Linked DNA regions of Mus musculus: all the other regions are linked to region 1. A link is a loop called in an ENCODE intact Hi-C map of the cell type or tissue named here. Cell type or tissue: heart. All regions are shown on one strand. Region 1 holds the start of Synpo2 (synaptopodin 2). Region 2 overlaps Mettl14 (methyltransferase like 14). Region 3 overlaps Synpo2 (synaptopodin 2). Region 4 overlaps Sec24d (Sec24 related gene family, member D (S. cerevisiae)).

Region 1 (8,000 bases):
TGATTTTAATAAATTGTTTTCTCTCCTCTGTTGTCCTCTTTCCCTTCTCTCCACCCGCCTCTGTATTTCTCTACTTCTTCTCATCACTACCACATACTTCCATTTACAGGGAGCCCACTGTCTTAGTCAGTAATCTATTGCTATGTAGAGACACCATGACCAAAACAACTTTTATAAAGGAAAGCATTTAATTGGGAGATTGTTTATCAATTCAGAGGTTTAGTCAGTTACAGTCATGGTGGGGAGCAAAGCAGCAGGCAGCAAGGCATGGTGTTGGAGAAGTGAATGAGAGCTTTATATCCTGGCAGGAGGCAGAGTAAGAGACTAGGCTTGGCATGGGCTTTTGAAATCTCAAAGTCCACCTCCAATGACACTTCCTCCAATAAGGCCACGCCCCCCTAATCCTTCTAATCCTTCTCAACAGTCCTGTTCCCTGGTGAATAGGTACTTAAACACATGAGCCGATGGGAGCCATTCTCATTCTATCACACCAACTGACAAAATCAAATGGGAACAAATGTGCACTGTCCCATCTTTCAGGGAGTCCCAGCATTTAGCTTGGTCACTGTGGGGCTTCTTGTTCCAGTGGATCACTTATCTTGACATTGGAAGGAGAAATCCTCTATTTGTAATCATGACCTGCTCACAAGGCCAGGGACTCAAACACAGCTCTTAGCCTTTCCCTGGTCCTCCCCTTATTACTCTGAGACAGGATGAATGTGGAAGAGCTCACAGGACACACCAGGCTCTCGTCAGGTCTTAGCGGGCATGGGTGATCTCAGCTCTCTTCAGCAGGGTTTGTGTTTCACTTACATATCAAAATTCCCCTTGGAATGTTAAGCAATCTGGATGCCAGGGTCAACCTCAAAGTCACTAACTCAGGACAAGAAACAGGCCATAAGATTATTATTTTTTTTTTAAAGATTTATTTATTGTTATATGTAGGTACACTGTAGCTGTCTTCAGACACACCAGAAGAGGGCATCGGAGCATCGGATATCATTGCAGATGGTTGTGAGCCACCATGTGGTTGCTGGGATTTGAACTCAGGGCCTTTGGAAGAGCAGTCAGTGCTCTTACCCGCTGAGCCATCTCACCAGCCCAAGATTATTTTTTTTAAAACAAACTTCTGTGGTGGATCACCTTAATTTATATTTAGTCTGACCCATCTATTTGCTCATTACCTTTAAAATGTAAGTCAGTTTTTAATTGTAAGGTTAGCTTGTAAAAGAAAACTTTCTCCAAGTCTTTATAGAGAGATTTCTCCAAGGGGTTTGCCAAGAGACTGCCAGGGACCTGGCCATGTAAGCACATGTCCCCAAAGAGAGTTTGATAATGTGAAGACACCGACATCGTTTTTCATGAGGAAATTTGCAAACACACATACAACGGGGTCTTCTGTCTAGATAAACGTGCTCCAGGGATGAGTTAAGAATCTGCTTTCCTGAAGAGTATCCTTTGAGTGTGTGTTACAAAGGCTTGCTTTGCATTACAGATGTAGAGAAAAATACCAGTTACTTGGACTTTAAGTTTTTCAGTTTAAATGTCAATGAAAACGTTCACTAAAATTCTTCTCTTTTTTAGGGTTCGTATACTGTTCAGTATACCAGGCAAATGTTAAAAAATACTTGTGCATCTCTCATAAGTAACTAATTTTTTTACTAGAAAGATATTTCCTGGGAATTAAAAAGTAATTAAATTCCTAATCTTAATGATGCTGAATTTTATACTACTATTTCAGCCAGTTAGGATTTCTACATAGGATTATAAAATAACCTAGATGTTTAAATATTTTATTACAAGCTAAAGGGCATGATACAAGTACTCGCTGTAATTAAATTTTCCATCTTATACAAACGCTCCTACTTTTTAACTCTAAAATTAATTACTTGTATGGATTTTGTTCAGAGAGGATGTCATGTAGCCTAAGCTGGCCTAGAACTCACTATGCAGATGTGGATGACTGCCTTGATACCCCTGCCTCTTCTTCCCATGGGTTTTGTGTGCATATTCTTTATTTAGCTTGCGAGCTATCTTCTTCCACTTAGCTTTCAGCTCCTTTACTTACTCTCTCCTACTTGGAGGTCACTCAGCCATCATGAGAAAGACAGGCTACAGGCAACGGACATTCACTTCACCTTGTGAAGAGCCTTTCCTGAAGGTTTGCCCACTGAGTTGAGTTAGTGACTTAAGCTTTCTAGCTTTCTAAAACAAGTATGATAAATATAAAAAAAATCAAATATAATAAGTTTGAACCAATGATGAACACGGTCTGGGGAAAGACACAGTCATGGTTATCTGAGGTTTATACCTCATTTAACTCATTTTACAACCCATTAACATACGAGGAAAAAGCAGATGGTAGGGTGTGGAGTACCCACAAAACCACAAATTAAGCAAACATTCAAAGGTTTCACGATAGCATTTTAAAATTGACCCTAAATAAACTAGGAAATTATACAATGTGGTGTGGAGGAGTGTTGGGGAATGAACTCAGAACCTCCTACAGGTTCTGCCATTGACCTACATCCCCAGCCTCTGACAAATTAGATCATTAGAGTGAAGACCTAGTTGCTTTCGTAACAATCCTCTAAAGCCATCAACATACTGCCTGGATATTTTAGGAAAGATGATTTCTGAGGAATGTCCGCTCAGTGTTCTTTCTTGACCCTCACACAGCCTGGTGATTGAGAGATTGATGGAAGATGGCCCACAGGACCCTTCCCTCAGCAACTGGCTTCACAGAGTTAAACTAGCCAGTGCATCAGAGAACTCAGAAGAAACCCACCATCCACTGTGCCTTCCCGGCTTGGCCATGGCAAATCCTGTGCAGAACCACAGCTCTCAGCCACCCCTGTCCCCACACTGCAGTCAGCGGGCGGGGGACCCTGAAGCACATGCTGTTAGGACTAGTGAGTGAGTGAGCAACGGTTTCTTCCTGGAGTTTCTCTTTCCCTATCCCAGGCAACATCTCCTCTTCCATGGCAACTGAGTCAGGGCTGGTGATTGACGAGCCTCAGGCCGAACTGCAAGTAGAACCCAAATCTCGGCTGACAGGGAGCCAACCAACCAGCTACGACTGAGCAAATCTGCCTTCGTCTCCTAGGCCGTGCAATGTGCTGAATCTGGCATTCACGTTTTATCTGCTGTTGGTTCCTGGCTCCTAAAGGATTCCAGCAGAGCTCCCTTCCAATCCTTTCATCTCTCTGCCCTCCCAAACAGGAGCTCGAGGTGAGGACACCATGTCCCAAAAGAACTAAAAGACCTGGGACGTCTGAGGAACTTTCTAGATCTAAGTGGCTTTCATCTTCCAGTTCTGTGCTCACAACTTCCATTTCTGCACCTCTCACTAGGTGGCAGGATTCAACTACCAAAGAAAGAATGTTCCAATAGATGCTCGAGAGCAGAAATTTTCAAAGAAACGTCGGTCTTCACAGGGAACATTTATGAAAGGGAAAAAAGAATATAGCTACAAAGGCGGTGACCCATGGGCTTCATAGAGGCCTAGATTCATTTTAGCTATAGCTATGCAACAAGAAAGTAACCTTTGATGCCTTCCAATACTGGCACAGAATTCTACAGTTCCATGTTAACATTTGATGAAAAGTTTTTTACTTTCTTGCTTTCTAACTTCATTTTAGCTGAATGCCAGTTCGAATCTAAATGAGATTATGGGTATTATGCTAAACTGAAAATCAATCTAATGTGACAAAGATAAACAACGTATTAAATAGCTATTAGGTGCACCAGAAAGCTGTAATTAATGCATTGTAAAGAATCTGTGAATACACTGACGAGACTCAGCAGGCTGTACTTATATAGTTTATGCATATATATATACATATATATGTACCCATACATACATACATAAATACATACTTACATATTTAAACATTAAAGAAGAATCCAGAAATTGGGGAAGGAGGGTACATAGGCAGAGTTGGAGGAAGGAAAAAGAGTGGAGGGAAATAATGTAATTATATTTTAATAAAATAAATTTTTTAAAAAATAATAAAGTATCTATGACTATCTTGAGCTCTTAGCCACATGAGTATAGTCAATGGAATATACAGTTCTTTAAATCCTTAAAAGGCTAGTCTCTTAAACAGATCTCATGACAGTTCTTTATACCTTAAAGATTATTGCCCCAAACTGGTCCTTTTACGCCTGTTGCACAATAAATGTCACTACCAATTATTTGTTAGAGCCCACCAAATGTCCATGCCCAGTGGTTACGGGGAGCTGAGGCCTGTCTCCTCTGTGGAGAGTCCAGCAACACATGAAGGAGAGAATGCTATGGAAGCAGCTTAAGGTTGCTGGCTGTCAGATGATAATTAACCAGCCTGTATTTCACATGATAGGATTAGCATTCCCTCCGTTGATTGATAGCTAATTATATGACATATGGTATACATTTTCCCACAAAAATTTTTTTTTAAAGCCACATTCTCGATAAGTTTACCAACAGCGCAGAAGACAAGCAAATGACCTGAAAGACCATCAACAGGTTGTTTTCATCCCCCTCCCCACCTTCCCCGCATCCAACAGCCTCTCTCGGTCCTCCTACCTTTGCAACTTGCAAAGGCTGCTGCTCCTCCTTGCCTCCTTGCAGTCTGAACCCCCAGGGCGCCCCTCCAGTCATGGAAATGCAGATGAAATCTCCGGTGCCCATCTTCTCCTTTCAGTTGGGCAGCATCAAGAGCTTGAGAAAGCCAGGGGAAGCCGCGGTGCAGGAGAGGACGCGTCTTAAGCTGGGCTGGTGGTGCAGAGGGTGCAGGACGCAAGGCTGCCCCGCTGCCGGCTGCGGGGAAAGTGCGCGGAGGCCGAGCCTCCCCACCGCCCTCCCAGCACCTGTACCGCCCTCTCTTGCGTCACGCTCTTTGCTCGGCCCACTTTTCAGCTAAAAGGACAGAGCCTCGCACTAAAAGAAAAATCCCTGTTTGGGACAGAATGGGGCCAATGGAGAGCGGGGAGGACAACATTGCTCTTGCTTTAGCAGATTCCGTGCCAGCACCTGAATAGAACCGAGATTTAATTATTCTATAAATAGTAGCCGGGCTGTGGGAGTTTTAACCTCCACAAGTAAGCAGCTAAAACGTAAGCTCTCTCATTACTAGAGAGTTAGACTTTCTCAAAGAAACACTTCTATGTTTGCCACATTGATGAATGAGAAAGAAAAGATAAAACAAGTTTCGTTGCTGTTCTACCTGCTGCCCGAAGAAAGCAACCCTTTAAGGGGTGGGGGGAATAAAACAAGAGCATTTTTGAAAATGTTTTCTGAAATTGTGCTTTTCTGAACTAACATATGTTTAGAGGAGGAGAAGGAGGGCCTTCCACAGTAAACTATCTCCTAATAACTTTCTATCGCAAGGTTTAAGATGTTTTCGATTTTGCTGGTATTGTCTGAGAATGCATGCATACCATGTGTTTAGATCCAATCCATGTCCTGGCCCCTTTCCACCCCATCCTTCCCCTCTTCCCACTGCTACAACTCCCTTCCAGTTTCATGTGCTCATTTGTTAGACGACGGAGTCCTCTTGGTGTCACCAATCTATGTGGGTGAAGGATAATCTAGTGGTAGCCTCAGTGTCACAGCCCCTGAGGAAAACTGGCTCTCCCTCTCCTAACCGCCTTCAGCTGCCCAAGCTCCAGCCCCTCTTCCCCCCATACAAAGATAATCAACGTGATGCCTAAACATTTGTGCAGTCACCGTGACATGTGCTACAAGATTTCTGTCAGAGGATTCCTCGTTACCTACTGACCCACTAAGGCCTGGTGGGCCTGGAATATTTATGCCTTCCCAAGGCACATTATCGAAATGCCATCTGAGCAGGTGCTGACAGAGCTCTGGCGTTCCAGTGGGAGGGGCGGGGCAGCAGAACCAGCAGTGAGAGAGGATGTCCTCAGCCCTCCCTCTGAGGCATTTTCCACTCTGTTTACTAAAAAAAACCTCTCTGTTCTGAGGCTGAAGGTGGTATGTGGAGGCACTGCTGCTCCTGGCTGTCTACATTCCCTCAGGAGGATCACAGAACAGGGGACATGCACACCAGCGACAACTGTTGGTGCGCAGAGCTCAGAGTTGCTGCCTTTCTCAGTCTTGGAGCACTTGGGCATGCCTCACTGCTGGGGCTGCTAACACCAGGCAAAGATCACAGACTGCTGGACTTTTGCAGCAAACACATTTCACAGTGCTAGAGGGGTTACAGCTCAAATGTCTTGTGTTTGAACACTTGGTCTGGTGGCACCACTTTTGGAGACTGTGGAATCATTGTGACTGTGTCTAACCTAGCACAGGTGGGTCACCAAGGGTGGGCCTTAAAGGGCCATGTCCACTTCTGGCTCTGGCCAAAACTTTCTGCTTCATATCTGCTTCAGCATCTGAGGGGCATGGGCCATGCTTTCCTGCTGCTATGATAGACTGTATCCCTAAACCTGTAACCAGAATAAGCCTTTCCTCCTTTAGGTTGCTTCTGTCAAATACTTTGTCACAGCAAGGCAAAAGTGGGAAGGTTCTGAGATCAGGGTCCCTCTAGAGATGGGTGGTTCACAGTGTGGCTTGTAGTTGGCTCTCCACGATGTTTTCACAGTATCGGTTAGAACTTTTCTTATTGATATGACCAAATACTTGATAATAGTTAATTTAAGGAAGAACTGATTCCCTCTGTATTACAGTTAAAGAAGGGGTATGACTCCCACACTGGGGAAATCAGGGCAATAGGCTCATGAGGCAGTGGTCCTATTGTGGTCCCACTAAAGGAGCAGAAAGGAAGTGAGGTCAGGTTATAAAACCCCAAGGCCTGTCCCCACGGACCCTCTTCCCCCAAAACCACCAGCTGAGAGCCAAGTGTTCAGGGTCTGATGGGGAACATTTTACATTCAAGCCACAACATACTGTCTGTAAATCAGTCATTGTGAATAGGGCCCACTCTGATTATCTCATATCAACTAATTACCATTTTAAAGATGCACCTCCAAATATAACCACATTCTGAAGTATGGGGGACAGGATTTCTACATAGAAATTCAGGGAACCATAATTCAAACCTAAGAGTGAGGAATATAGAGGCAGGAAAGATGGCACCCAAGTTAGGGTCACTGGCTTCTCTGGCAGTGGACCCAAGTTCCCAGAATCTAATCAGGTGGCTCACAACTGCCTGTGACTCCACTTCCACTCTGTCTCCACAGGTACCTTCATACACATACTATACACACACACACACACACACACACACACACACTGTGCACACATACATATAAACACACTGTGTGTACACACACATACAAACACACTGTGCACATGCATGCTGTACATATACACACTCTGTATACACACACACACACACACACACACCTTTTAAAAAGAGTGTTACAAAGAGATAACTAAGCTAAAAGTTCATTTCTTTGCAATACATGAGAATATATAAAATGCTCCTTGTAGGATAATTATCAGAATGTGACACTTGAGTTTATTCTTCAGATTTTCTCTTTCTTGCTGTTCTAAGCAGGTATTCAGACGCCTGCCATTTCCCTGCCTCAGGACCATTTGCTGAGATGGAACAGAAGATGGCAATCACCATTCTTAGTTTGAGAAAGACTAGAGCTCCACGAAGTAAGTGTGTCAAATAGTCCAGACAGGGAGGAAAGGGAGGAGAATGTCACTGAGATAAGTAATAAAGCACTGGCCCTGAGCATGGCCTGCGGGGCTCTCTGGAAGCAGTGCCCACTGTACTGGTGACAGGGAGGTACGAGACAGGCCCCAGAGAGAAAGTTTCTGGGTCTTAGGAAGGATCCCGGGCTTCACCCCCTGCTGCATGAATGTTGTGGACACCGATGCTGGATTAATGACTATTAACCAATACCGTGGCTATCTCAGTGACTTCAGTGAGAGCAAGTGACAGGTAACCTAGGACTCCGTAGAACCCCAGGAGCTTTGCAAATCCTGGTGTCTCAGTCTGTTTGGGATGCTACAGAAGATGAACATAGACTGGGTGACTTGAACA
Region 2 (8,000 bases), 140 kb after region 1:
AGGTTCACACTCCGACCTGGAGACATACATGCCTTGTCTTGCTTCTGAAGACACATGGTCAGGAGCCATCTGTAGCCGCTAATTTACATTATGATAAGCTTGGTTTTGTTTGAAATATCCCATGCTCTGCCTGCCTCTCCCGTTACCTACCCTGACGACTGCAACCACCTCAGATTCTGATCTGGAAGAACGAGATTTCATTTCCCCTCCCGAGTTCTGGGAACTCAAATGATACTTCATGTTATTTTTTAGAATTTAAAAGTAAGGGGAAAAACTCTTCTCTTTTTAGTGTTTCAACAAGAAAACATTAAAGGCCCAACACAGTGACCACCTCTCTAATTCTGTTCTACCCGGGTTCCCAGCCTCCTGCTGCCGTGCAGCCATGACAGGGAACACAGCACCCACTCCTGCCACTCCTCTGAGATGCCGAAGCCTCTGCGCAGCCATTTCCAGGAAGCCAAAGCCTTGACTGGAATCAGTCAAGTCAGGTCGGGGTGTTGCGCACACGTGACTCACCCACCCTGAGCAAAAGCTCAGTCTGTGACAACTGCCAGTCCCTGGGGTGGGGTGGGGTGGCTAAGATCTTTCTGGCAGCATGAGAAACTAAAGCAAAGTACAAGCTGGGAGTGAGCTCTGAAGCAAGTCTCCACTGTGATAAAGATGCAAGTGTAAGAGCTACCGAGGAGTAAAGCCGCCTCTGTGCGTGCCTCCACGGCCCCCCCTAAAGCCACCTCTCTCTCCTCGGAAATTGGATCGGTTTCTTTCCCGACCACGGCCAGCAGATGTTCCCCCCCTTCCTCCACCTCTGGGAGCTCCACCCCCACGGTCAGACTTGGACTTGGGAGGAGGTGACTTCGGTCGAAGCCTCTCGATTTCCTCTGTACATCCGGTCAAGTATGAGTTGGGGGCACTGAAATACGATGCATATGTTTCTGCATTGTAGTTACTGTTTGTAAGCGTTGGTCCAACTGTGAGCCAGCCTGAAATAAAGCGGGGAAAACAGAAAATATTTTCCATCTCCTTCCTCTTTTGGTGGTCTTTAGGGGCTAGTTCAAATCCTTAACACACTCTCAAAGATGGCTCAGTTACACACACAGCCATCACCTCTGGTGTAGAACATACAACATGCATGTCCTATTGTAAAAGGTCCATATGCACATACCTTGTTTCTCGTTCTAGATTATAGCTTTTGTTACATATCATCCTTATTGTTCCTCATCTATGTATTGTGTTGTTAGAATACCACTTAGAAAAGATATTTTAATACACAATGTTTGGGTTGGGTTAATAAAGTATATACATATATCTTCCCTACTTAAGAAAATGGGACGACTGTTTTTCTCATTTCTCATTTGAGGAAAAAATGTGCTTTTCTCTTATACAAATATCCAAATAGCCATGTTGCCCTCCTCATGCCATCTTTCCGTGGGCAATGGCTTTTCTCACAAGAAGATAACACTCACAGCTAAGGCTATGAAAAAAAATGCACACCACCATTAATAACTAAGCAAACAAAAGCACAATGAGGTATCATCCGCTGCAGTCAGAATGGCTATGATCACAGGAAAAAGAACTAGTATGGCTGGAGAGGCTGAGGAAGGGGAGCTCCCACAGCTACTGATGGGAAGGCCGATCAACACTTACTATGGAACACATTACGGAGGCTCTCAAAGGACTAGAAAGAGGACTTCATACGATTCAGAGACCCTACGCCTGGGGTACATATCTAAAGGAACTAAAAGCAGCCTGTAGTACTATTCACACAAGCAGGCTACGGAAATGACCTAGGTGTCCACTGATGGAGGAATGGATAAACTGAATGTCATATATTCTGTTATTGACTGTAATGGGACTAGAAGGCTTTATGTTAACTGAAATAAGTCAGGCAAAGAACACACACCACAAATCCTCATTTACAGGTAGAAACAAAACGTGCATATGAAGGATGCAGAGACTACAGCACTGGTTACAAGAGGCCAGGTAAGAGTGAGGGGAAGAAGGCCGCAGACCAGACAGTGAGGAATCCAGGAAACAGCAATGCACAGCTTAGCTGAGTAATAACTGAATACTTCAAAAAGCATAGATTTTTAAATGTCCCCAATACAAAGAACTGAGGTGACATAGTCAACATTACCCTGACGTTACTATACACAGGCAAAGAAACATCACAATGTACCCCAAAATTCGGATAATTAGGAGGTGCCAAAAACTAAGTGGAGTAGGGAGGACTTTTAGGCAGAAAACGTTTTCAGTGTACTATTACAACGGTTGGATACACTATAACCAACTTATATAAATCCACAGACACCGCCAATGTCAATTCTAAGATAGACTTTGTATAGTTATGTGAGAAACAATGATAATGGGGGGTAATGCATGTGTGGGGCAGAGAGTGCATGGGAATTCTTTGCCTTCTCAGTTTGCTAAGATAAAATTGCTCACATGTGAGCTAGAAAAAAGAGGAATTAAATACATAAGACTTCTATTTTACACAGGCTACGTCCTATAACTTAAAATCCACATCTCAAGGAAAAAACTGTCTTTTATCAAAACTGAGGTCTCACCTGGCCTGATAGTGCTATCTCTCCCAAAGAGATGAAGGCGTCTTCTACCAAGACAAAAATGTTCTATTATATGAAAAATTTCTACTGGTTTTTCTATATTGCCAATCTCAGGTTCTTCTGTGATAATTAAGTCAATGTCAACATTAGCATGAATGAAGTCCCCGTCTGTGCTTCGCTTCACGGTTCCTTTGATCCCCATCAGGCAATGCTCCTGTGACAAAGCACACCGATGGCTCTCATTACCAACAATCAGGATCTCACAGCATTTACCAACTCTAAACAGTTCTAAAACAATCCTTACTTCTATGGATTGTCGGGATATAGTTTAGTGATAAAACTATGACAGGAAATCCTAGATCTCTGGCTTTCAGACAACTGCCAAGAAAATGGGAAAAACATTTTTCCCTTCTACAGTCACTCAAATACTTTTAAAATCCTACTTCACTTCCAACGCAGGTATGCAGGATTTCCCACACCACGTAATGTTGCACTTCCCACTGTAGTTCTGTTCCACATGGGCTCAGCTATGACACAATCTACCCACCCCACCTTCAGGGCATACACTTATCACCAAGCAGCTATAATTGTGGGGCTGCAATGGCCCTCCTGGGCTCACACAGTTAGGACAGGTGCTGACTCTAGCATGTTTATAAAAGGCCGACAGGAAGGACACACGTGGTGAGTAAGCTGCAGGGAAAGGAGGATGGGATTCGAGGCTGGCTCCAGGCACACCTCTCTCAGAGCAATTCCAGCTCCACCAACCGGGGATTTCCTACATGCTGTCATGTAAATGATCGAGTCCAAGGAAAACTTAGGAAGACAGACGCGCCCTCTAGTGGCTTCCAAGGTGTAATGTGCAAAAGCTCTTTCAGCTTACACTAGTGAGACAGTCATGTGCAGCAGAAGCCCTTAGTGGTTCTTGCATGGGAAGACAAGGTGAGAGCAGGCAAGCATGACTCTAATGGTCGGCTACTGAGTTCCGCTGTCAGTTCTTCCTCCTAAGCGTGCAGAAGGGAAGCTTCTGAGCGTCAGGTGGACCAGAGCTAACTAACTTGGAATTATGTCAGCTTACAATATACAGAAAGCCACTGTCTAGCACAGTGTGCACTGGCCCAGGACTGGGAAGGAGACACTTTTAAGGTATCTTGGGTATACTTCTGTAATGCTCACACTACTTTACTAGCATAAAAGCATTATTGCTGAAATAAATTTCACAGTATATAGTAATATAGAAAAGTTTAAGAGAATAATAATAAAGAAAACAAGATAAAAAAGACAATACCTTTGTTCTCTGGAAAACTGCCTTTGGATCTAGAGTCTTTGTCTTTCCAGGATTGTTTTTATTGGTTTTAATCCAACAAATATCTTCACATCTTCTGTAACCCCACTTTCGCAAGCACTAGAAATAATTTCAAAATTAAATCTTAAAAAAATAAAACAAAACAAAAACTTAATATAACCAGAATTAAGAAGTTCTATAGCGCCAACCATTGGACTAAGAACAGGGTCACAGACAGAGGAGTTGGAGAAGGGACTGAAGCAGCTGAGGGGTTTGCAGCCCATGTAGGGAAGAAACAGTGTCAACAGGCTAGAACCTAGAGCTCCCGGGGACTAGAACACCAACCAAAGAGTACACATGGAGGGACTCATGGCTCTGGCCACATATGTGGCAGAGGATGGCCTTGTTGGACATCAGGAGGAGGAGCAGCCCTTAGTCCTGTTGGGATTCAATGCCCAGGTGAAGGGAATTCCAGGGCGGGAAGGTGGGTGGGTGGGGGAGCACCCTCACAGAGGCAGGGGTTGGGGATATGGGACGGGGGGCTCTGGAGGGGAGACCTGGAAAGGGGATAACATTTGAAATGTAAATAAAGAAAATATCCAATAAAAGAAATAAAATAAACTAGAATAAAAGTTTTATAGAGGGGAACCAACAATTTCAGAGCAGACACAAAAGAAATATAGGCATAATACAGATGTTAAATAAGAAATGTTAAATAAGAAATATAAGCATAATACAGATGTTAAATAAGAAATGTTAAATAAGAAATATAAGCATAATACAGATGTTAAATAAGAAATGTTAAATAAGAAATATAAGCATAATACAGATGTTAAATAAGAAATATAAGCATAATACAGATGTTAAATAAGAAATGTTAAATAAGAAATATAAGCATAATACAGATGTTAAATAAGAAATGTTAAATAAGAAATATAAGCATAATACAGATGTTAAATAAGAAATGTTAAATAAGAAATATAAGCATAATACAGATGTTAAATAAGAAATATAAGCATAATACAGATGTTAAATAAGAAATATAAGCATAATACAGATGTTAAATAAGAAATATAAGCATAATACAGATGTTAAATAAGAAATATAAGCATAATACAGATGTTAAATAAGAAATATAAGCATAATACAGATGTTAAATAAGAAATATAAGCATAATACAGATGTTAAATACATCATTTAGTTATTTGCATGTTACTTTTCTTGTCACTGTGACTAAATATCAGATATAATGTTATATCACCTCAGTGTTATATAATTCTTGGTATTTTTAAGCTAGTCAAAAAAATGAAGGAGGCAAAAGCACACTAATCTTTGTAGCCTTTATGTTCTTTTCCTAATTAACTTAAGAATCCACCTGAAAAAAAAATTAAGAACAAAACACAAACATCAACTTACTACTCTCCCAAGGTCCAATCCTTCCCCAGAACCGCACCAGAGAAATATAAATGACCGAGGTGCTGCAATCTCATCGATTTCTAACTTCATAATCTAGAAGAAGATCAAAATAATATAGCACCAAATGTGTCCCACTTATCATAAATCCAAACAATAACTGTTGAGACTTAATAGGGTCTCTACAAATGTATTCTTCAGATATTCTAGGAAATAGCATAGAAAATAAACTCTATGCCTGAAGTTATTTAGATATGCTGTTTGTTATTCTATCAACAATCAACACACATACATGTACAAAAAGACATATACATATACTTGTTTTCTTAGGCGTTCAAAAAAAAGTACATTTACAGAATGATGGAATTTTCTACAGAGCTAATAAAAGCAGAGATAGTAAGAGGTTATTAGAGCCCAAAGGTACAGACAAAATGAAATGTCATATGCCTATAGCCACAGACAGTTTGGGGTGACTGAGGTAGGAGGACCACTTTTGTCCAGGTATCTGCACAACTCTTCTCTGACCCGTGAGTATCCCCAAGTCTCCTGCCTTCCCACGGTTCACACTTACTGTCCTCTAGTCCAGCCCTCTTGCCAATCAGATGATCTCACTAATCTCATTAAAACCTTCAAAACCTTAATTAATGGCTGTCAAACAGAAGACTAAGCTCCTAAGAAACCACAGTGAAGTGTACTCATAACCCCGCTTTCTGGACAAATAAGCGTGTACTCTCTGGGAGGTAAATACGCCATTACAGTGTGTAGCGTTTCACCGTACATCATCCCAGGTCCAGCATTTCTCATTCGCAGTGATGCCAGTCTCTCTATAGTATTCTTCCAGAGGGGGCTCCAGGAGAATCACATCAAATTTGGGTGTCAATTCTCTGATGTCAAAGGCTTCTATGTCTGCTTGTAAGTACCTAGTAAAAGGGGGAAAGGATTTTGAAATATCTCTGGTGGTAATGAAGGAAATTCATTACCCAATATTATTTGATAATTATTGCTAAACATTATTTTCAAGATAGTCATGATCTAATTACTAGTTAGTTTTTTTCTAGTACATCTTTTGTTTACTGCAGACTTTATATCACTAATGTCTTCCTTAGGACATGGAGATATTTACAACAAAGGAAAAAAACATGTATACCCAGAATAAATTCTTCACTTATATTTACACTGAAAATCTACACTCATGCGATATCTAACCTATTTTAACTTTTATATTATATATTATTATTATGAAAAGAATATCATTATTTAATTAGGTTAGAAAAATGACATCTAAGTTCCAAATTCCTCCTTTAGGAATACAGAATTTCTAAATATGGACCCGATTTCACTTTATTAGCTTGTTCATTAATAAAAATATTTATATTGACAGTGTTTTTACACTACCTAATGAGATTTACTACTAGCCTTTGATGAAGTTATTTTCACACAGTATGGAAGTTTTAAGTTCAAAGACACTTTGGAAGAAAACATTTATTATTACTGGGTGGTGTACAGGCCATGATATGCATGTGGTGGTCAGAGAGCAACTTTGTGCAGTGAGCTCTCTCCTTCCACCTCTATCCAGGCTGTGGGCTTTGAACTCATATCATCAGGCATGCAGCCCTGGACAAGAAGCTTTCTCACAGCCGGCTATCTCACCAGAACCAATCCAAGATACTTTTTTCTTTTGTTTTTAAGGCTTGGGGGCTTTTAATGCTTAAACTGAAAAGTCACAGGCTATAATGAAGTCATCGTCATCTCTGAAGGCAAGAATTTTCCTGTCATCCAGCTCACAGGGAGAGCACCAGACTTGCCCCCAGCAAGCTCTACTGAGTGCCCAGGAAGTATAGTGACTCCCTAACGCTGAAGAAAAATGCAAGACACGTATAGCAAAGCACCATGAGACAGGCGTTTGCAAGGCAGTTTCAAGTGTTCCCAGTCCCAGGCATTTGCAAGGCTGTTTCAAGAACCCCCAGCCCCAGAAGAGGGCATCTCTACTTTATAGACTGTGCGTCAGAATTCACAAACCTCCTAAACTACCTAGAAAGTTCAATGACAAGCCACTATAGACTTAGCACCAGTTCCAAAATAATGTATTTTACTAAAAATAAGAAAGAATAAAATAACAGCGTAAAGAGACTGATCATGTAAGTCAGAGTTGGAAAGAAAAGGCACTGAACTACTTACATGGGAGGAGTGTTTGACTTAGCTATTAACTCATCCTTTAGTCTGATGAGTTCCCTAAGTTTAGGGTATTCTTCAAATCTGTCAGCTAAACCTAAGGAGGAAAAAATAGTCAATTCTCAACTTTAGTTCAACTGAGGTTAACACTAATGAACACAAAGCTATGAGTCTCCTTTGCCATCACTTTAAATTAGAATTAGTAGTTCACTTTTACTTGCTTTCCACACATAACAAACACTGATAAGAAGATAAATGATATAAATACCTTAACTTAAAAACTAAAAGTATGGGAGCAGGGGAGACGGATCAGCTGTAAGAGCCCACTGCTGCTCTTCCAAAGGACCCAAGTTTGGTTCTCAGCACTCACATCGTATGGCTCATGACTTCCTGTAACTCCAGGTCCAGAGGATCTGACACCCTCTTCTGGCCTCTGAGGGCACATGCACCCATGTGAACACACTCAGGCATATACACCGAATTAAAAATAATAAATATACTTTGAAAAGCTCAAAGCCGTTAACAGGAAGAGTAAAAATAGAAACAAATCATAAAGCCCCCTCAAGTGGTGA
Region 3 (8,000 bases), 66 kb before region 1:
CGGCACTCTGAGAGGCTGAGAGACGGAGGATTTGCAGGAGTTTGAGGCTGGGCTACGCTAAAGCCAGCAATAGCCACCTTCCTCTGCGCATAATGGATGGAAGGAAGAAGGAAGAACTGGTGTTTGAAAAGATTAAAGATGGAAACACAAAACACTGGGCCAGGCCTACATGCATACAGATCTGGTATGGAACTATTACTGCTGCTGCAGATGTATTCTGCATTTCAGGATAAAAGGTTGCTTACTCTCTCTCGTGGCTTGTATAAATATATCCATTGTTTAACTCATATTTTCCTTTCTTCCCTTTCCTTCTTTTTGTTTGTACAGGGATTCTCTAGGTAGCTCAAGGTGGTCTCAGGCTCATGGTCCTCTTGCTCCAGCCTTCAGAATCCCAAGATGATAAACCCTTAGATAGGACTAGAACCGACATTGTGCACACTCACTGGAATGACCTATGAGCATGCGTGCTTGCCCAGGTGGGAGGGATTTTAATACTTCACTCTCCCACTGACGGAATTGCAAAAGGGGGCCTCTTTAGAATCAAAAACCCACTTCTATCTTGAAAAAGTAATAACCCACTTCTAACTTGAATGTACTTATATTTTTTTCACTTTCTTTTCTCCTTTCAAAAATGGCCCCTGCCTGCCTTATATATCTGCATATCATGAGATGAAATATAGCCTTCCAATGAAGCTTGCTAACCTGGGCACACTGTAGTTCTTTAGCCATAGTCTCCCTCATGATGTCACTAAGGTCTCAACTTACTCTCCAATTCTAGACGTTGTGGCAGGCTTCCAGGCTCCCAGGCCAGAATCGTGGCTAATGGGTAGTGAGGAGAAGGGTGCGTGTCACCTTCCAGAGGTGGGACTTGCCAAACTACTGTGGATTTGCTCGAGAAACCCAAACATGGGCACAGTGCTGGAGCAGCTTGGGACAGATGGAAGCTTTTGCCAGTTCCTAATGTTGCCATTCACCCTCTGGTTCCGATTTCTCAGCCACTCAAGGACAGGATGAACTGAAACAAAAAAGACTTCTACAACTAATACTTTGTAGCACACACACACACACACACACACACACACACACACACACAAAGGTCAGAGTTTTCTAGGAAATCAAAGCAATGCTGGAGAAAGAGGGACAGAAGGGTTATTCTGGAACCCTCCACAATTCCAAACATTTCGTAGCAGAATTAAACGTTTTTAGAAAGTATGACAGGGATATTTTCATTATATTATCCCAGTTATCCCTCCTGCCCTTGTTTACTTTATTATTTTATGTTTATAGCTAAATTAATTTTTGCATTGCCAGAAATGTCCAGTTGTTCCCGAATGAGTGACAAGAGCATTGACCTTAACACAAGAGCACAGCGTATCCGAGATCCATTAGCACTTTTGTGACCGAGTGGCAGTGTTCTCTCTGTCAGTAAGTGGGACTTCACACTTGGCTACATCATGTTTTCTTTTCTAATCACTTTATGTGTGTGTGTGTTTTAAATGATTCCTCTTTATTTTCTTACTCCTATCAATATATTCTTCAGGGTAAACCTGTGGCTTTTCTTTTTAAAAACTGTTTCCCAGGGGCTAGGTTGATGCCTCAGTGGTTTAGATCCATACCGCTCTTGCAGAAGACCCAGATTTCATTCCCAACACCCATATCAGGTGGCTCACAATCACCTGTAAACTCCAGCTCCAGGGGTCTGATGCTTTCTTCTGACCTCCTTAGGAACTTGTACTCATGAGCACAAACCCCCAAAGAGACAACAACTCACCCTCTCAGCAGAGCTAATGCTCAGACAGAGGTCACACCCAAAGAGCCAGAGAGTGGAATCAGACAAGGGCACAAACATTGCTTCTTTAAAGCCACATCACATGACTTTTGATACCAAACATCTGAGTAGTAATCCTCTATTGTTTTATATCTGTATATCTGGAATTTAAAAGACAAGTGTTTATTGAACACTGACCCTGGGTCTGGTATCACTGCAGATGAAGGCAATTTGAGAGCAGTAGCTAAGTTGAAGCCAATGACCTATAAGATGACATATCAACTAGGAACCATATAGAAGGTGATAGAGCAACCAGAAATCAGAGATAGAGGCAGTTGGGTGGTACCTCTTCGAAGAGATCATATTTGTATCAACACTCCTTTGTGTGTGTGTGTGTGTGTGTGTGTGTGTGTGTGTGTGTGAGAGAGAGAGAGAGAGAGAGAGAGAGAGAGAGAGAGAGAGAGAGAGAGAGAGCCAACTGGTAACCACCATTACAGTAAAACATAAGCAATATGGAAGTAACTATTGGTTTGAGGTACTATTGGAAAGTGTTAGACTTGGTGATAACACAGAGTGATATTCTAGGAAATTTCCAAAGACATCTTCTGTGGAGAAAGGGGTAGGGAGGCAGCAGAACCAGAGGCCATCTTAGAAGCCTGTGGTAGTAGTGATGAACTAATGTGGTACCCAAGAAGGTTCATCTAGAAATTAAGAAGAGGATGGAACCAACGAAAAGAATTAGGTGTGGCGCTCAGGTTTCTCCCTGACGCCATGAAGTCGGGTGGAAATGGTAGCATCTTTTATTCATGATGAAGACTTGGAAGGGGATTAACACGTGTGGCAGGTGAAGATCAAGAATTCTCTCGGCTAAACCAAGATCGATGAGTCAGCCCAGGAGAGAGGTGCGGTAGAGGGTTCCGTGTGCGAGCATGGCCTCTGAAGGAGCGAGATTGGAGATATAAGCTAGCAATGTATCTATTTGGCAGAATTAGGCAAAATATATGAGGGTTCTAGAAGAAACTCTAGATCCAGGTGTTAGTGGGACCGTGCTCCTTCTAAGGATTTGGGGGAGGAAAGCCATTCCTTGCTTCCTTTAGCTCCTGGGGACTGCGTGCGATTTTTCACTTGCAGTCTTACTGACACGTCTCTTTGCACTCAACCTCTCTGGTCACACTCCTCTTCCTCCTGTGTTGATCGAACTCCCAGTATCTTCCAAGGACAACTTGTCACTCGATCTTATGATCCACTTGAACAATGCAGAGGCTCTTCATCTTGAATTACTTCATCAAACCTGCAAAGATGTCTTTTCCCAATCAGCACTCAAGACTCTTGAAATTAAATCTGTGGGTCTCCATTCAAACCACTAGGGGGCAGTGTGTCTCCTCGAGGTAAAAGAGCCAGCAACAGTGCGGGAGACTCCAGCAGAGAGAAACTGGGCACAGGGGAGAAGCTGAGAAAGCATAGCTGGGCAGGGCTCGAAGGTGACCAGAGAAAGGGCCTGGCATTCATGTTTCTTTTGTATTTACTGAATTTCTTTTAAACCGGAGTTGCTGCTGACTGTACCAAATATTCTTTAAACTGATATGTCTGATGATCTTAAAAGGCCTGTTGCCCTGCCCTGTACCTGCCTTGGGGTTAGCGAAACATTTCTGTCTAATCATTCACACATTTTTTTTTCTCTAGGTGAACACATGGAAACAGCAAGGGAAAAAAATAACTTGTTTCATTTTGTGCCAAGTTTTTTAACATAATAGCAGCCATCGCTCTTCTTCTGCCTCTTTCTTGAGTCTACAAAGGGGCCAACATTTGAAACCTATTTAGCAATTTTTTCTGGAGCTTACAAAGAACTTCCAAAGTTATATTTGGGGTTCGAGATTTGTCGGTGAAGTGAAAGGGGTGGAGGGTATCAGTCCTCCCTGACAGAGAAACAGAAACTTGGTCTTGGTGCAGTTAACCCACCCTTCGGGGAGGGGGTGGGGTGAGGCAGGGACCAATGTTCATCTGAACCTGTTGTCATAGTTACGGCTGCTGCTGCTGAAATGAAACACTAGGGCCAAAGCAACCTGGGAGAAAAGGTTTACTTGGCTCAGGTTTCTACATCACTGTTCATCATCAATGGAAGTCAGGACAGAAACTCAAGCAGGGCAGGAACTGGTAGGCAGAAGCTGATGTAGAGGCCATTGAGGGGGCTGAGCTGCTTGCTGGCTTGTTCATCCTGCTTTCTTATAGAACCCAGGACCAAGGCTATCCCTACCCACAATGGGCTGGGCCTTTCTTCATCAACCACTAATTAAGAAAATGTCCTACAGGCTTGCCTGAAGCCCAGTCTTATGGAGGCTTCGCTTAAAGATAAACTGAAACACATATCTAGAAATGTTTGAGTAGAAATATATCATTTGATAATGTAAAAGCTAGTACTTTGGAAACATATTTTAAATAAACATAAGCTTGAATGCATGACCTCAGAACAGCGGCAACACCCATTCCCCTGCACTGCAGAGCAGTCAGATCATTCTAATGACCAGGCAGGCATGGGGAGATTTGCCCTTAAAGATATGTAGGAGACTGGAGACAGTGCATCCCTAAAGCTGGTTGGAGAGCCACTGTAGATGGACTGGAGAGCTTCAGGGTCTGTAAGAGACCCTGTCTTAGAAAAGAAGGTGGCAATCAAGGAAGACCACCAGGATCGACTGGCTTCTGGCCTCCATGCATACATGCATGTGAGCACGCGCACACACACACACACACATATATATAAAAACACACACAAATACACACACATATACAAACACACACATATACACACAAACACACATATACACAAATATACACACACATATACAAATATACATACAAACACAAACATACTATGAACACACATATACAAATATATACACACATACAAACACAAATATACACACACAAATACATACACACACAAACACACATGTACACAAATACACACACATACAAACATACATACAAACACAATATACACATGAATACACATACACAAATACATATACACATAACCACAAACACAAATATACACACACAAATACATACACATACACAAATACATATACGTGCACACACACACACACTCCCTCTGTGTGTGGGCCAGGATGCTTCCTGCCACAATGTTCTGAGTTGCCTTGCTCACCCTCTCTTCCCAGCAACAGGACAGTGACTAAGAGGAACTTCCAGGTTTTCTTCTCCTAAGTCAGTAGTCTGACTTCTAGATGGGACACGATGACCAACACATGGTGTTCTAAGATGGTTGGAGGCTGCAGGGAGAGCTCAGAGAAGTTTCTGCATTTCTCTGTTTACACAAGTGTGGATGAGTTATGGACAGAGTAATTCCGATCCCTATCACATTTACTAACTGGATGGACTCAGAAATTGCAGACGTGTACGTTTGGCCTTCCCACCTCCCTTTCCCTCCCTCACATCTACCAACCTGCTACAGTCTACAGGACGAAGAAAACTCCCTGTGACTAGGTAGGTCTTTAAACCTCCCAAGCAGACATGACATTTTTTTTTTCAGTAATGGATTTTCCAATTAACTTATCTTGTTCACAAATCGAAAGGTAAGTATATTTTATACTTACACTTGAACGATTTAAACTAATACAACTTATCTCAAAATATTTGCTTTCAGACTATTTCTAAGATACTGGGTATCCAAGCTCACAGACGCTAATAAGCACACTGCCGATGAGCTATATCTGTGGCCCTTACAGTGTCTGAAATATTAAATTTCACTTGCACTTTCCCCAAGCCAAACTCCTCCACCAATCTGCACAGAATACAGGGATCATACCAAAGCCATATTGTGGTGTGGACAATCAGTAGATGGACTAATGGGAAGGCAACAGTCACATAGTTTTAAAGACATGAACAGGATGGAAACCATGCCCATCATTCAAGAAGACCAAGAGCACAGAGCCCTGAAAAAAAGTTAAAACAGAGGCATTGGGAATCGCTGAGGCCAAGAAATAATATGCAAATTGCCAATCTCTGCGTGTCCAACAAGCACCCCTTTGTGTGAGTCCAGAGTTAGCTCACTGCTGCTTCCTTCTCTCTGCAGAAGTTCAGGGTGTTTTGGCAGTACACATTATAACACATTCTTGGCTTCTCCCATCAGGCTTTGACAAGACCGAGCAGTCTCGGGTTCCAGTTCAGCCACTGTGACCTGCTCACTTGGAGATGGGAACCTGTCTTTGCTCCTTCTGAGACCCTCTCCATGCAACTGTAAATTAGAAGTCACCACACACGCTCAGTCACCGACAGGTTTGAGGGAGGACGTGACAACCAATGGGCTGTGAAGGAGCTTGAAGGCCGTGAAACATTTTATAAAATAAAAAAGGAATCAGGGTTGAGCTCTGTCATGGGCTACAGCCTCATGATCAACAAGGATAACCGGCATCCATTCCACTCCTTGAGATAACTGAATAGTTACTGTGTGCTTAGTGTGTTACACAGGCAGAGTGTTTAACAACCACCTTCAATAGAGAAACATTACTTGCGTCTTTTCAGTTTAAGAAAATAAAGTTACAATTCTGGTAAATGGAGCCGAGATTCAAGCCCAGATCTGAGACCCAAGGCTCACACATGAGCTCGGGTGGTGATGGAATCTAGCCAGTTTTCTCTGCACTGAGTCTCAAGGGCCTTTTGGCTATCAGAAGCACCTAAGCAGAGTTGTGCATTGGAAGGTCACGTGACTTTCCCCAGGGAGGAAGTGCCTGAGTTTGTGGAGACCTGTTATATGGAAGAACTGTTATGTGGAAGAGAGTCTCCAGGATCCTCCTGGGGACCCATGATGTGCATGTGCGCATGTGTGCAGTCCTAAGGCAGCTTTTAGGAGTGTTTTCTCACCTTCCACTTTACTGAGGCACAGTCTGTCTTGATTTTGCTACTGCACTGTGGACTCCAAGCTGGCTGACCTACGAGCTTCTGATGGATTCTCTCATCACTGCCTCTCATTCCACCGTAGAGGTGCTGCGATTACAGATGTGTGCCCCAGCATCCAGTTGTTTTGTTTTGTTTTGCATTTAATGTGAGGTCAGGAGACTGAACTTATATTACTGGGACTACACAGTGAGCTAAATACCTGTCCTTCTTAGTTAACTAGTTAATTAATTGGCTGTTTTATGAAACAGACTTCCTTTTTTTTAAAAAAAATAGGGCAATTTCTTTTCTTTTTAATTGTTTTTAAGATTTATTTATTTTATTTATATGAGTACACTGTAGCTGTCTTCAGACACACCAGAAGAGGGTGTCAGATCCCATTACAGATGGTTGTGAGCTACCATGTGGTTGCTGGGAATTGAACTCAGGACCTCTGGAAGAGCAGTCAGTGCTCTTAACTGCTTAGCCATCTCTCCAGCCCCAGCTGCTCAGACTTCCTTTTTTGTTGTTTGGAATATCTTTTATTTATTCCTTGACAATTCCTTACATGTAAACCATGCATTTTGAGTGCATGAACCCCTCCGTGCTAACCCCTCAGGACACCCCCTTCTTCCTTCTTCCCTGCTCTCAGAAACCCCACAGTTCCTTTCCCCCACTCCCTCTCCAGTTGATACTCGTCCTCTTTTTGTTGTAACAGTCCCTGAGTCCAACTAGTCCTGCCTGTCGTGATGATGACTGGTACAGTTGCCTTGATTTGACTCGGGTAGCCATAACTGCAGTGGCTAAACGGGGTTCTTGTAGCCCGGCTAACTTGAACTCATATAACTGAGGGGGACCTTCATTTCCTCAAGCTTTTCTACCCGGTGGCTGGAATTACCGGTCTGTACCACCACGCCTGGTGTGTATTACTTATTTGTTTGTTCATTTGGGGAAGAGGTTTGTGGGGTTTTTGATGGAGGCTCATGGTGTGTAGCCCAGGCTGGCCTCAAACTTGCGACGCTCCTCCTGCCTCCGCTTCTCTGGGCACGGTAGGAGTGTACCACTATACTCTGCTTTATTTTCTGTATTCTGGTTTTCTTGTGCCCGGGACCTCACTGTGACTGCCTTCCCAAGCTTAGCTAATCCTTGGCCACAGCAAAGTGTAGACCTCAGAGCGCGTGCCTCGCCTAAGCTATGGCAGACTCGGCTAAATTCACGGCAGCCAGCCGCCAATTGAAGTTGCTCCCTCAGGATGTGGTGGGACCTTGCGGATCTGGGTAGGGCCTACCTAGAAGACACAAATGGATGGGGGAGTGCCTCTAGAGGTTACACACTGCTTTTC
Region 4 (8,000 bases), 120 kb after region 1:
TTTATAGGAGTCTTACAAGAGAGGAACTGACCCAGAATAGCACACAAAGCCACAATCCTATGTTATTGGTCTCTGTTCCCATGTTGTTGTTTTCTATAACTCTATTTGTTGATTTCAGTATCTCTCTGCTTCCAGTGAAAGGCAGTAGGTGAGGTCACCACATCTTACCCACACATATGTTGTCCAAGTCTATGGCATGCATGGGTCACCAAGGAGAAACAGAGCACGTATGTCAGGGAGTTCATCAGATTGGTTGCACTGTTTTCATCAAAGGTCACTTAATTCTGTAAGCAGGTTGACTATGTGGTCATAAGTGACCTTCAAGCTCGTTATTAGCTTGGTTACGGGTTGGGTGAAGTCCGGTTTGTAAAAGCGGTCTCCAGGCAGCGTTACTCAGAACACTCATCCCTGCATGGTGGTTCCGCTTCAGTTCCTGGAGGAGCTCCACACACACTCTTCTCCACACTGACTGGCTGATCTGTATTCCTCCTAACAACGTACTAGAGGTCCCCTTTGTCCTCTTCCCCAACAGTACTTTGTTTCTCTGTTTCCGTTGTTACCTTGCTGACTGGAACGAGGTGCCATTTTTCACATGTTTATGATGCTCTTCGAACAGAATCTTAACCCACAGCGTTGTGTGTGCTTCTGCAGGCAGCAGAGTGCCCGGGGAAGCTCTTCATCTTCCATTCCTCTTTGCCTACTGCCGAAGCACCGGGGAAGCTCAAGAACAGAGACGACAAAAAGCTGGTGAACACAGACAAAGAGAAGGTACGTGGGGACAGCTAGCCTTGGAGGTATTGCTGAAGCTATGCTAGAAGGGGTCTCCCCCTTCATGAGTATTTTCAACGGTAAAACACTGAAGGATTTCATGTTGCTAAAGCAGCTGATATCTGACATACCTATAGATGATCAAATGACATCTTCCATGTGTGATCTATGAGACTGTTAGGGAAATGGAGGTGGGGGTTGTATGAAGTGGAGAGGGAAGACAGGTGCCCTGTGACCTCACTCACCAGAGGACGAGACACTCGTCATGAAGCAAAGGCACCCAGTGCTGAAAGAAGCCTTTGCTCCAACCTGAGACAGGACGGCCGCCATGAACAGCCTCTGACGGAAGATGCTTCTGACTGAATGCACACACCTCTGTCACACAACACCATCCAACCTATAGAGCTGCATGCAGGACAGTAGATTGACAACAGGGGTAGGGACAGCTCCAGTAAGGCTACTGGAGTATCAAATAACCTGAAGGCAAGCAACTGTTTTATTTCATTTGCCCAGTCTACCTATGCAGAGGGAAAAAATTCCATATTTTTCTCATTTAAAATTCCTAATTAAAAAAATTAATAGAAACTTAAATTTTAATAGAAAAAATATTGTATTAAATGGTTTTTAATACATTGTTGGCTTTTCTTTTTATTTTCTTTCATCGTTTTCTTTAGATACTTTTCCAGCCCCAAACAGCTGTCTACGAATCTCTGGCCAAAGACTGTGTGGCCAACAGCTGCTCAGTGACTCTGTTCCTCTTCCCCAGTCAGTTTGTGGATGTGGCTTCCTTGGGTCTGGTTCCTCTGCTCACGGGAGGAACTCTTTACAAATACAACGTTTTCCAGGTAAGCGGCAAGCCGCCTGTCCCTCTCAGTTCCTTTCCGGTTTGAGTCTTGAGTCTGTCTCTGTCTTTCTCCCTGTCTTTCTCTGGTGCTGTCTCTCACCCAGCCCCGTGTGTGTGTGTTTGTGTGGTGGGGCTTGAGTATATGTGTGCACACATGTGTTGCTTCAGATGGGCAAGGCAGGACTTTCAGGAGTCAGTTCTCTCCTGCATCTAGCTGGGGTCGAATCTTGTTGTTTCTATTACTCGGGCACTGGGCACTGACCTAGGCTGGCTTGCCTGGCAAGCTTTCTGGTGGCTTCTGTCTGTGCCTCCTGTCTTACCCTAGGAGTTTGTGGATTACTGCTTTGAGCTACCACACCCAATTGTTGTTGTGTGTCTGTCTCCTGTTTACATGAGTCTCAGGACCAAGCTCAAGTCCATAGGCTTCCACAGAAGTGTTTTTAAGGGCTGAGCCATCTCCCCAACCCAGTTTAAGTTTGATGCTTAGATCATGGGGTAAGAAAGTTGTGTCCTATTGTGGACAACTAGCAAAAGTAAATTCAAGCAATGTAAAACCACATGGGGTTGATTGGCTTCCCACTGATTTTAGGCACACATTGAGCTCACATTAGCCAAGTCGTGTACTTGCTGTAGGGGAAAGTCTACTTTATATTAGAGATACCTAAGATAATATTTGAAAACATAACTGCATGTTTGTTTTCATTTGATGAAATCTCAGGCAGGTTCAGCTGATTATACCCTCTACTCTTCCACATTGGACTAATATGCCTCCCCTGAATTTGGCAAAGGCACACACCCCAGTTTAGGATAGGCACAGTCACAAGCTTTTCCTGTGGACAGTTGTGCCTTGACGTCTTACTAAATTTAGACACAGAGAATGGGCATTGCCTTCTCCTGAGGAGGGGCCCGACCAGGTCACAGGGCAACTGATCATAGAGGGGTGTTTCCCTACCATGACAAATGCTCAGCCTGTTTTTGCTTATGAGTGATAAAGCAACAGCCAGTTGTATATTTGTATTAGAAGTTAACTAAGATTGAAGTAAGACCAAAGATTGAGAATGAAATACATTTTTTCAAAAAGCTTTAAGAACCCTTTGAAGACTTCTAGATAAATATATGTCTACAGATACACTTGAATATAAGGTCATAATGAAAAAATCCAACATTCGTCTGGGCAGAATTCTGAGTATTTGAGGCACAGTGCAAGTGTCTCAGCTCATTCTCCGGTGAGGAATATACACTTGATCAGAAACCTTAAAGTCCTGGCTGGGGTAGCTCTGGAGTCCCACATGGGTGAAGCTATCGTCCCTGAATGAGTTAGGTGCAGAGCGGTCCAGGGCAGTGTTGGCAAGGGCACTGATGTCACCGCTATTGATTTCATCCCCTTATGTTTCAGTAGTGTGCTAGTTCTATATAACTTTGGATATAAGCCCTTTACTTGTTTGTCAATATACCAAAGCATACTATTGATTTCATCGTGCTATTAAAAAAGACGTGCTGTCATAGTCTAATAGGAGAGACCTCTGGCAATAAGGAATATAAGATTTTATAATCAGTGTTAGTGTTATTTTGGATATGAGCTTTTATGTGCTTTGTTGTAGACTGAACCATATCTTAGCATTTGCGTATTAGCTTTAAAAGTAAAAATTGTAATAGCATCTTCCATTAAGTAATATTGCCGGGTGTGAACAACACAGGCAGGCATCTGGTGTGTACCTGAAGTATCTTTTATGAGTACTGTCTGTGATGCCTGTTTCCTTTCCTCTTCTCTTTGTTTGGGGGATTGAGAACAAGAGTCTGTGTGTATCTGTGTGTATCTGTGTGTGTGTGTGCATGTGCGCGCGCGCACCTCTCTGTGCCTGTCAAGCAGAAGTGTTGAGAATCTTATAAAAGTCTATCTGACCAGGTCAGAGGCACATCATTGGCTGCTGCTTGTCAGCAAAGTCATGTTTTAGGTGAATCTCAGCTCAGTAGCACATGATCCAGGACTCCATTAGTATTGCTTAGGTGTGGGCAGTGAGCAGCTTTCGTAAATATGCTTTAAAAGAGGAGTCAAGAAGTCCAAGGGAAGTGTTTTATTCTCTAGACTCTGTATGAACTCTGAGCTTCAGACTATGAATATGGTCAAATAAAAGACACCCCCCTCACCTACACCACCACCTTTACGGCGTCTTTCTGCAGCTTCACTGAATATGTTAAACCACGCATTGTTCCCTGTGTCTAACACTAGACCCTTGAGTGACTCGCTTATGCTATTGCTTCATTTGCAAAATAAATGAATAATCTTCCCATCCAAAGGTTATGAAGTGAATAAATAGGTAAGGGCTTTATTTATTAAAACTTAAGAGTCACACTGCCAAAGATTATGTACTTTCATAAGGTCATATATGTACATAAGATATCCCTGTAAGTATGCTAAATCAAAATATAAAAAGTGATAAAAAAAAATGAGTTAAAAGTAGCATTATTTGGAGTCTTTTACTGCCACCTGGTGGCCACTGATCACACTTTGTCTTGTAGATACATTCAGATAGCCAAAGGTTTCTGACCGACCTCCGGAATGATATTGAGAAGAAAATAGGCTTCGATGCTATCATGAGGGTTCGGACCAGCACAGGTAATCCTCACACACACCATTTCACGTCTTCTGCACAGTTACTGTGTCGTAGAAGAAGAGGCAAATCTTCCTTTGTCCCTCTGCTGTAGGTTTCAGGGCCACTGATTTCTTTGGTGGAATATTCATGAACAACACCACAGATGTGGAAATGGCGGCCATCGACTGCGATAAAGCCGTGACAGTGGAGTTCAAGCACGATGACAAGCTCAGTGAAGATGTCGGGGCCCTGATCCAGGTGACTAAGCCGCCAAGCGTGCACCTCTCTTCCTAACAGAACTCTTTCTCCCAAGCAGGAGTCCTTAGAGTACTCGCGCGTGACTTGCCCGTAGGTCAGTAAATAGGTGCTACTTATGTGGCACAGCGGTCAATGGCCTGGCCACCAAGGTGAAGGGTCAGGCAGCAACAAACTGCCCTCTGTGACGTGGCTGTGTCCAAGGTTCTTGTAGTCAGGTGACCCTCCCCTAGTTAGTTCATTTTAGTTAATTTGCCCTTTTAAAGGTACTACCTCCACGTTCTTCCCTATGCAAGAGCACACCAATTGGCTGTCCACTGCCAGACAGCCAAGTCAGAAAACATGCATACAAGTAACATTATATGTTATAGTATTATACTGGGGAATATAACACACACACACACACACATGCATATGTACATGTAATAACAAGTAGTGAGATAAGAGGCCATGGGTTTTAAGGAGAGAGTGAAGGAGTGAATAGGAGGATTTGGAGAGAGGAAAGGCAAGGGAGAGATGTTGTGAAAGGGAGGGAGAAATCTCAAAAAAGAAAACAAAAGGTCCTACCTCCAAATGAAGTCTTAGTCTAAGGTGCAGGGCTGGGGGTTTAGAATGTCAGCATATTGGGGTCACAGTGTAGCCTCTGGGATTCTGCTAAGCATTATGTCATAAGCAAGTGGGCTAGGACTGGCTTTGAGTAAATATCAGTTAAAGAAATAAAATAAGAAAAATCGATTTAAAGATCTGAGTTTTCAAACATCAGCTTTACACTGGAAGGGTGGAGAGATTGGCCCAGGATGAGCAGAGTTCTAATGCTTGGTTTTGAATCACAGGCGCCTAGGTAGTGGCTGGGTTCCAGCAGACCTGAGTGCACCGTAAAAATAGCTATGCTCTTTCATGGGACGTGATCTTGGGCAGAGCCAGGCATGCGTGCCGACTTTGTTTCTGGACGTAGGTCCATGGTAGTAAAATCTGTGAAATGCAAGTCAATGTGAAATGTGCACAGATATTTACATGTGACTGGCTTGATCGCTTAAACCATTGAAATGTTACAGCGAATTAATTAGCCTTCCCCCAGGTATCATTCAGTCTTGAAAAGTAACAGAGAGACACTGGGAATTTTTAGAAATCATTGATCTGTACGTATGATTCTATACACTTCAGCGGGATTAAATTAGCTTGGCTGGGTCTGGTCAGTAATACCCAGGTCTCCATGTTGTTTCTGCAGTGTGCTGTGCTCTACACGACCATCAGTGGTCAGCGAAGACTCCGGATTCACAATCTCGCCTTAAACTGCAGCACCCAGCTAGCGGATCTGTACAAGAGCTGTGAAACTGATGCCCTTATCAACTTCTTTGCCAAGTCAGGTAGCGTCTTGCTAATCTCATAGCTCGGTGAGTCAGCTGAGACTCATTGGGTAGCTAGTTAGAAGCTGGAAAATACTACAAGAACCAGTGAAATAGAAGGTTGGAGAATGGCCATCTCCTCTAGCCATAATGAGGGAGACCAGACTCTCTGGGGTCAGGCCACACAGATTTGGCCTAAGTTTTCTTGCTAGTGAGGTGTCTGAGGTGTAATGTAAGAGTGTGAGTGTGTTCTCTAGCACTGCTGACTTACGCCACTGTTGATTATCTGGGCCCTGATGACTAAGAAGCAGGATGGGTGATTTCTTTGCCCTTCTGAAAGCCTATACTTAAGGTATGGAAGAGAGCATTCCAGCCTGCAGAAGTCAGGACTTGGGGAGATAACAAACTGCTCTGTCTTTTCTGTGTATGGAATTCTATTTCTAGTCGTCTCAAGATAAATATGGGTCGCTGTCACCCTTTGCCATAATTAGACCAGTGTCCCTCTTTGCCTAGATCACACTACTCAAAAGAGGAGCAGCAGAGAGCATTATCCTTGTTTGGTAGTCCAAAGATAACAGAAACTGGTTCTTTGTTGTTATTCAAAGAGATCAGTTTCTAAAACTTTCTGTCTTTTCTGTTTGCGGTTTTGTGCTTCTAGCTTTTAAAGCAGTTTTGAACCAGCCCTTGAAGGCCATCCGGGAAATTCTAGTCAATCAGACTGCCCATATGCTGGCGTGTTACCGGAAGCACTGTGCGAGTCCGTCTGCAGCAAGCCAGGTGAGGAGGTCCCTGCTGTCCTGAGCTGTCATTGTGTGCAGAGCACGCGTGCAGTGACAGCCACAAATACACTGTTTATAAACAGAGAAATGTCACAATATGCTCGGATTCCCTTTTGTATATAGACCTAGGTATTTCGTTGTAAAATGTGCATGCTTAAATATATTTGAGGCATATAAATAAGGTTGCCATGAATTGATGGTATTAATAACAGTGGCTCTTTCAAAAGTAAATATGTTATAGCATAAATGATGAAATTATTTTCACTTAAAAGTTACATAGACCTGACTGCCCTGCCTCTCTCTGTGTAGACCAGGCACTCCTTGAATGTGTGGCAATCCTCCTGCCTCAGCTTAAACAGTATTAATTTCTTTGAAACAAGTGTCTCTGGGCATCCTGTAAGTGATTTGAACATTTAGGGAAACCTTGAGCCATTTGCCTTGCTTATCTCCTCTCATCACTCGCTTCCCCGTGTCAGGAAAGTTAGCTGCTGCTTTTCACTGTTGGATCCTGAAGAGCTAACTAATTTTGATTCAAAACGAATTCTATGAGCAACTAGTGGAAATTTTTTTTCCCAATTCTTTGTTAAAGTAGTTACTCCACATTTGAGGAAGCTGTCAGCAGGAAGAGAATACAGGCCATCTAAATTTACCAGCTGAGAGAAGAGGGCAAACATTTGTTAGACCACACTTTACAGGGAAGTCCCCTTTGGGCTACCCGAAGTGATTATTCACCCGTTCTTTTAACTTCTGTGTTGACAGTTATGCATGGCTGGTCAGTTCTCTTGATTATATGTCTGGGGAGGGAACAGAATCAGGGGTCCAGGTTACTGAGGCCTACCTCAGCACTATGAGACCTGTCTCCAAAAAAAAAAAAAAAGGAAGGAAGGAAGGTTAAGGGGATAAGAAAAGCAAAGCCAGACAGGCAGAATTGGGAAGTGTGCTTGTTTGAGTCACGTGATCCCACCAGGTGCTTATGGACTCCATCTTGGATGGAGTTGAGTCATGAGCACTTTGCACCCATCCATACTACCTGTCTTGGATTTCTGGAAGACACTCTTCTGCCTCTGGAGTAGCTCTCCTTTCAGAAGAATCAGTTGACACTGAGCAGGTATAGTTAGTGTCTTCTCTCAAAGTTTATTTGCTAATATTAAAATGGCTTGCCTTTAAAGACCTTAAATGAAAAAAAAAAAAAACGATCTTGCTTGTTTAAGGGAGAAAAGTAAAACTTACCATCTCGTTCTGGTTTAAAAGCTAGAAGACTTGTATCTACACCCAATCACCTGCTTTTATGGCTTAAATGTAGAGCAAACCATTGAGACACTTGTTTTACTCAGAACAAGTCAATAGAGCGGATTCCTGCTCTTTGAAAATGAGATTTTTCCTTTTCCATTTGAGCCTTTCATGGCACCCTTCA

Evidence for each region. Peaks named below come from ENCODE experiments on the same cell type or tissue, not always from the same donor. Only the 100,000 strongest peaks of a DNase experiment are listed, where the experiment ranks them.
Region 2: it touches region 1 in a loop (2.6-fold over the local background); 4 of 42 quality-filtered maps call a loop at or near these places.
Region 3: a loop joins it to region 1, with 6 times the contacts of the local background. A loop is called at or near these places in 14 of 42 quality-filtered maps.
Region 4: a loop joins it to region 1, with 6 times the contacts of the local background. A loop is called at or near these places in 17 of 42 quality-filtered maps.

The regions. Positions count from the first base shown.
Region 1 is chr3:123,231,336-123,239,335 of GRCm38, forward strand. Synpo2 (synaptopodin 2) reads right to left here and starts at 4,814. Exons shown (of 5, transcript NM_080451.2): 1 at 4,568-4,814. The coding sequence starts at 4,672. In heart, a CTCF peak has its summit at 3,352; DNase peaks (open chromatin) are centred at 2,986 and 4,856; H3K4me3 peaks cover 3,472 bases; H3K27ac peaks cover 3,424 bases.
Region 2 is chr3:123,368,711-123,376,710 of GRCm38, forward strand. It overlaps Mettl14 (methyltransferase like 14), which reads right to left. Exons shown (of 11, transcript NM_201638.2): 6 at 7,435-7,525; 7 at 6,035-6,176; 8 at 5,260-5,352; 9 at 3,847-3,963; 10 at 2,565-2,775; 11 at 1-980. The coding sequence ends at 676. Among named protein-coding and RNA genes, the nearest start is that of Mettl14, 13 kb to the right of the region's middle. In heart, a CTCF peak has its summit at 3,409 (motif pointing left); DNase peaks (open chromatin) are centred at 651 and 3,391.
Region 3 is chr3:123,165,830-123,173,829 of GRCm38, forward strand. The region is part of intron 1 of Synpo2 (synaptopodin 2); the gene reads right to left. Among named protein-coding and RNA genes, the nearest start is that of Synpo2, 66 kb to the right of the region's middle. In heart, a CTCF peak has its summit at 3,132 (motif pointing right); a DNase peak (open chromatin) is centred at 3,192; H3K27ac peaks cover 1,677 bases.
Region 4 is chr3:123,349,258-123,357,257 of GRCm38, forward strand. Sec24d (Sec24 related gene family, member D (S. cerevisiae)) reads left to right here. Exons shown (of 23, transcript NM_027135.2): 14 at 652-768; 15 at 1,443-1,613; 16 at 4,133-4,229; 17 at 4,319-4,464; 18 at 5,690-5,828; 19 at 6,466-6,584. Among named protein-coding and RNA genes, the nearest start is that of Mettl14, 33 kb to the right of the region's middle. In heart, a CTCF peak has its summit at 4,118 (motif pointing left); DNase peaks (open chromatin) are centred at 2,464 and 5,314; H3K27ac peaks cover 3,395 bases.